2 separate regions of the Homo sapiens genome follow, and region 2 is linked to region 1. Evidence: chromatin loops called from intact Hi-C (ENCODE). Cell type or tissue: ovary. All regions are shown on one strand. Links, peaks and the distances in the headings refer to the core of each region. The heading gives the core; the rest is flanking DNA. Region 1 has its middle 11 kb from the start of MIR4520-1. Region 2 holds the start of ALOX12 (arachidonate 12-lipoxygenase, 12S type).

Region 1 (2,902 bases), core at 139-2,638:
CTGCTCTTGCTTTAGAAGACAGAGTGCTCACCGCCACAGGGCTGGCTCAACTGTGAGAAATGTTTTCCCTGGAGATCTGACACAGACGTGGCACAGTGTTGGGGTTTCAATGGGGCTTCCTATGTTTGTCTGTAGAATAAAGTTTTTTTTTTTTTTTAAGACGAAGTCTCACTCTGTTGCCCAGGCTGGAGTGCAGTGGTGCGATCTCGGCTCACTGCAACCTCCGTCCCCTGGGTTCAAGCGATTCTCCTGCCTCAGCCTCCCAAGCAGCTGGGATTACAGGCAGCTGCCACTGTACCCGGCTAATTTTTGTATTTTTAGTAGACACGGGGTTTCACCATCTTGTCCAGGCTGGTCTTGAACTCCTGACCTCGTGATTCACCCATCTTGGCCTCCCAAATTGCTGGGATTACAGGCGTGAGCCACCACGCCCGGCCAGATTTTATAATACATTTTTTAAAGTCTTTCTTTTTTTTTTTTCTGAGCCCAAATCCTCCTAGCTTTTCACCGTTTGATTCTAGTTCTGCTCTTGAGGCTGCCTCTGACAAAGACAGCCCTTCAGATAGCAGAATGAAGTGGTGTCTACCCATTCTTCCCATCTTAGGCTTGAATATCCCCTGCTCTTCTGATGGCCTCCAGGGTTTCTCCCGACCACATCACACCCTCAGTATCCTTAGGAGTAGATACAGTAGGTAGAAGACTAGGCATTTATTCCTCTTGTACCAACAGCGGCTGCTGGTTGAGAGCATAAGCTCCGGAGCCAGCTAGCCTGGGTTTGGATCCTGGCTCTGCTTCTTCCTAGCCAGGAATGCTGGGTAAGTCACCTAAGCTTCTCAATCCTCAGTGTCCTGACCTACTTCACCTAGGTGTGAGGAGTGCATGAGTTAGTACATGTAGAGTGCTGCAAACAGTGCCTGGGGGAGACTGAGAGCTCAGTGTGTGTTCTCTGCTCTACGATATTAAAGTGCCAGGCCAGGTGCAGTGACTCACATCTGTAATCCCTTTGCACTTTGGGAGGCTGAGGCAGGAGAATCATCTGAGGTCAGGAGTTGGAGACAACATGGCGAAACCCTGTCTCTCCTAAAAATACAAAAATTAGCCGGGCGTGGTGGCTCGCACCTGTAGTCCCAGCTACTCGAGGAGGCTGAGGCAGGAGAATCGCTTGAATCTGGGAGGTGGAAGTTTCAGTGAGCTGAGGTCGCACCATTGCACTCCAGCCTGGGTGACGGAACAAAGATGGTTTTACAGGACCTTGGTTTAAAAGTAACTAGACACCTGGAAGTACTCCCAGGGAGGTGAAAAATATCCAAAGACAAGGATCCAGCCTGTGGATGGAGACTGGAAAGTGGCTGCAGTTATATCACACAGAGAGTGCTGCGATGCCTAGGAGGACCAGGTACGTGTGCCCTGTCTCTTTCAGAAGCTTCAGGCCTGGCTTCAGGCTTCTGTCCTGCTTGGCATTCGCCTGTGGTTTCCAACTCCTCCGAAGTCCAGCCTTTGCTGCTGTGCGGGGATTGTCTGCCCTCTACTGTCCATCGTCTGTCATGGCACACATTTAACAGATGGCCAGGAACTCAAGAGGGGGCACTAATTGGGAGAAAACTTAGAGACGCACTTTTCTCCAACTCTTTTGACCATGACTCCCAGAAATATATTTTACACTGCGATTCCAAACAAAAAAGTTTCACGAAATAATGTTTACCAGCCAGGCACCGTGGCTCACGCCTGTAATCCCAACACTTTGGGGCAGGGGCGGTGGCTTATGCCTGTAATCCCAGCACTTTGGGAGGCAGAGGCAGGCGGATCACCCGAGGTCAGGAGTTTGAGACCAGCCTGGCCAACACTGTGAAAACCCGTTTCTACTAAAAATACCAAAACAAAAAGAAAAATTAGCTGGGTGTAATGGTGCGTGCCTGTAATCCCAGCTACTCAGGAGGCTGAGGCAAGAGAATCTCTTGAACCCAGGAGTAGGAGGTTGCAGTGAGCCGAGATGGTGCCATTGCACTCCAGCCTCGGTGACAAAGCAAGACTCCATCTCAAAAAAAATAAAATTAAAAGAAAGAAATGTATTGTCTCAGGCCACTCCGGGCCAAATACTGTGCTGAATCTATCAGTCTTAGGACTTTTAGAGAGAAGGCTCCACACTATCATCTCCTTGGAGCCTGGATATCAGTGTATAGACACCTTGAAAGAGCCATTTTGAGACCTTCCTAGACCATACACATTCTTATTTTTGGAGATCCTGATCCATATCATATGATACATACTAAAATTTATGCACATTGGGACTTACTGTTTTAGTCCATTTTGCATTGCTATAAAGGAACATACAAGGCTGGGTTATTTGTAAAGAAAACAGATTTATCTGGTTCACAATTCTACAGGCTGTACAAGAAGCATGGTACCAGCCTCTGCTTCTGGCGAGGGCTTCAGGGGACTTCTACTCATGATGGAAGGTGAAGGAGAGCAGGCATCACAGGGAGAGAGCAAAAGAGCAAGAGAGAGGGGAGCTGCCAGACTGTTTTTAGCAGCGATATCCCCCGCTGGAACCAGGAGTGAGAACTCAATTCTGCAGGAATGGCACTAAGCCATTCATGAGGGATCCGCCCCCATGGTCCAAATACCTCCCACTAGGTCCCATCTCGAACACCAGGGATCAAATTTCAACAGGAGATTGAAGGAACAAGTATCCAAACTATATCACTTATTAATTTCAATTTTGTTTTCTTTTTGTATTTTGAAGGCAACGAGTTTTTTGGGCCTCAGCCATTTTTGTAGGCCCTTGAACAATTCACAGGCCTTAGGACTATACCCTATCATGACTAATGGGTGAAGTAGCCTTGGTAAAAAAAAATCTGATCAATGAATATACACTAAGGAGAAATTTAATTACTTAGCCCTT
Region 2 (2,902 bases), core at 1-2,500, 330 kb before region 1:
CTTCCCGTTTTCTGTCCAGCACCCTGGGATCCCTACATTTCACCTGCCCTGGGCCCATACATCCTCTAAGTCTGCTCCGACCGTCCTTAACTCTGCCCTCCTAGCCCCGCAGCAGTTCCCGAGACCTTGTGCCTCCTTCCCCGACGCCGCCTGCTCACCGGTGCCCTCGGGCAGGCTCAGGATGTCCTCGCCCTGCACCCAGCGGTAGCACGGGAAGGCCACCTCCGCGCAGGCTCCAGGGCCCTGCACCGTGATGCGGTCGCAGAACCACGCGTCGTCCACCAGCCAGTGGTGCTTGCGCAGCCTCACGAACTGCAGGAGCCCCAAGTCCTCTGCAACGTCATGATCAAACTCCTCCTCCTGTGCAGGCCGGACCCAGGCCAGACTTAGTAGGAGGGACCCGACTGAGGCCGTTTCGAGGACAGAGCCGCGCTCCTGTGCAACCTCAGTTTCTCAGGGCCTCCAAAGACAGCATCGCCTCGTTCCCGCCCCCGCACAACCTGCTCTTTGGGTCTCAGACGCCCGGAGTCGGGTGGAGGACGAGGGCCCGCAGCGCCTGGAGCTGATGCTGGAGCAGCATCGCCCACGTGGGTCCCATTAACTGAGCTCTCCCCGCGCCGGTTCTTGGAGGAGCTTCACGTCTGACCTCTGGCCTCATACTTACATTGGCTCTGGGTCACTGGGAGAAGGAGCTGGGGGCTGCCGGGACCAGGGGCGGGAAAGGGAGATGGGGTTGAGCCCAGCCCGGGATCCCAGCTGCGGACCCTGTCCCTAATCTTGCCCACCTCGTCCCAGCTTCGTGGAAGTCCCAGTCCGCGAGGTCGCGCTGTCACCTCGCCCCCAGCCTCCCGCCCTCCCGCCGCGAGCCCAGCTCGGCCCGGGCCTGGGCCCGGGGTCCCCGCTGCCCTAGCTCCCCTCGCTCCCCGCGCTGACCTCGCCCCGCGCGGGCCGCAGCTGCAGCTCCAGCTCCGCCTCCCCGCGCGTCCCGACCAGCCAAAGCTGCACGCGGTTGTACGACCCGGAGAAGAGCCAGGCCCCGGTGGCCACGCGGATGCGGTAGCGGCCCATGGCGCCCCCCAGCAGCTTAGGCGAGGGGAGCCGGGTCCTGTGCGATTCCCGGGACCGCCCAGGGCTGCCGGCGCCTCGGGGCCACTTCCAACCTTTAAAGGACCGGTCTGCGGCCCCGCCCTCCTCGCAAGTTTTAGGCGCTCCCAAGTCCCCGCCCCAGACTAGCCCAAACCTGCGAGCAGAGCGGTAGAGCCGGCTGTGGGGACTGGCTGTGCCTCCTGGTCGGAGCGTAGCTGCAGGATGATAAAGGGGCCCGAGCCAGGGTGAGGCCAACGGGGTGGGTGCGGCGGGACCTTCCTGGACCTCCCGGGAAGGCGGGATCGAGGTGGGCCTGAGCCCCCGGGTTGGAGCGAACATAGATGAGAACACTTCCCGAGGTCTCCAGGTCTTCTGGGGAGCCAGGAGGAAGTAGGGGATGAGTCCATCTTCCAAACGGAGGGGAAGGTCTCCGCTTTTCTGGGCTGGGACCCGGGGAAGGCAGTGGGCCGGCTTCTGGAAGGTCGGCCTGGGAGGCCGTGCTGGGGTCTGGGGATGTCCCGCGGCTAGACCCGGCGCGGCCCATGTGTCCTCCAGTACCTGAGCTCTGCCGCCCTTGAACGCTGTGCTTCCGTCAACGACCAGGGGTTCCCCAGGGTACCTAGAACCTGGAAATGTAGCAGCTCAACACCCGCTCCCCACCCCGTTTCAAATATCTGGGCGCTGGGGTCCCAATGTACACCAAATATCATGGGCCAGACCTTTGAGAGAGGCCTGAGGCAGGGCAGTGAAAAACTCATTTTGTCCAACCTCCGAAGCGGGTACAGACAATGTTAGGGACCCAGGAACACCAGTCGGGGTGTTAGGGTGCGGGATGGAATTGCTTAGGGACCTGGCCTACGTGGCCAGTTCCCAAGAACTTTGTCTTTTCCAGGTGAGTGCAGCCCCTTCCGCTCCAGTAGGTTCCAGATTAATTTTTTATCCCCAAGCTCTTTCCTGCTCCTTCATGGGTCTCAGGTCTCCTGGAAATCCAGGAACAGCAATTAGCCCACTGCTATTTAGGGCCTTTGTAAACATTGAAGGATGATTCGGAGCTTAGGCTTTCTCTCCCGTGTCAGGAATCAGTCAGATGAAGCCTGCTGCACGCGTCCCTGTCTAGATCTTGATTCAAGTGATTATATGCATTTGGATCTCCGTGGATGCATCTGGTGGCCTGGGCTAGGCCAGTGTAAGTTAAATCTGCTTTCTTGAGCCAGTCCTCAGAAATGACTTGGTGGCCTAGTTGTTGGTAGAGGTAAGTGAGTGGGAGTTTTAGCCCCGCCTTCCAGCCTCCAGATCAGACTCTATCTCAAAAATAAATAAATAAATAAATAAAAATAAAAAAATAAAGTGTCTGTCCCTTACTGGATTCAATTCCCTTTCTTATCTTCTAGGTCCACTCTGGCCTACATCCTCTGCTCAGGACTGCAGGTCGGCCATTTGCTGGTCCCCAGTTCTTCCAGTTTTCTGGGGTCACCCCATTCTGTAATATCCAAATAAAATGGCTCAAATTCCCATCCTGCCTAATAGTAGGATCTGGCCTTTCCACACACATTTTCGTGGGTTACTTTTGCCTAGAAAAGAGTTTGTCTCATACCTACTTCCAAAAGCACTGTTTCTTTGCTGTTTTGTGACTTATTTTCTGCCCACTCTAGTGTACTCTACGGCCACGTGCAGAGAGAGGGAATGAATAATTGAAAAACCGGATTCAAGCTACTGCGCATGCTAAATGAGTGAATATGGCTAAACAGTGAGAACAGTGCTTGGCGTGTAGTCCCTCTATGTATTAGCTGCTATGATTGTATTATTTACAACTGAA

Evidence for each region. Peaks named below come from ENCODE experiments on the same cell type or tissue, not always from the same donor. Only the 100,000 strongest peaks of a DNase experiment are listed, where the experiment ranks them.
Region 2: a loop joins it to region 1, with 2.6 times the contacts of the local background. A loop is called at or near these places in 72 of 110 quality-filtered maps.

Annotation. Positions count from the first base shown.
Region 1 is chr17:6,664,811-6,667,712 of GRCh38, reverse strand. No RefSeq gene overlaps it. Among named protein-coding and RNA genes, the nearest start is that of MIR4520-1, 11 kb to the right of the region's middle. In ovary, for the core only: a CTCF peak has its summit at 1,530 (motif pointing left); a DNase peak (open chromatin) is centred at 1,492.
Region 2 is chr17:6,994,284-6,997,185 of GRCh38, reverse strand. ALOX12 (arachidonate 12-lipoxygenase, 12S type) reads right to left here and starts at 1,137. Exons shown (of 14, transcript NM_000697.3): 1 at 934-1,137; 2 at 159-360. The coding sequence starts at 1,068. The region is part of intron 2 of ALOX12-AS1 (ALOX12 antisense RNA 1); the gene reads left to right. In ovary, for the core only: no CTCF peak of the experiment used is centred there; a DNase peak (open chromatin) is centred at 1,205; H3K4me3 peaks cover 517 bases.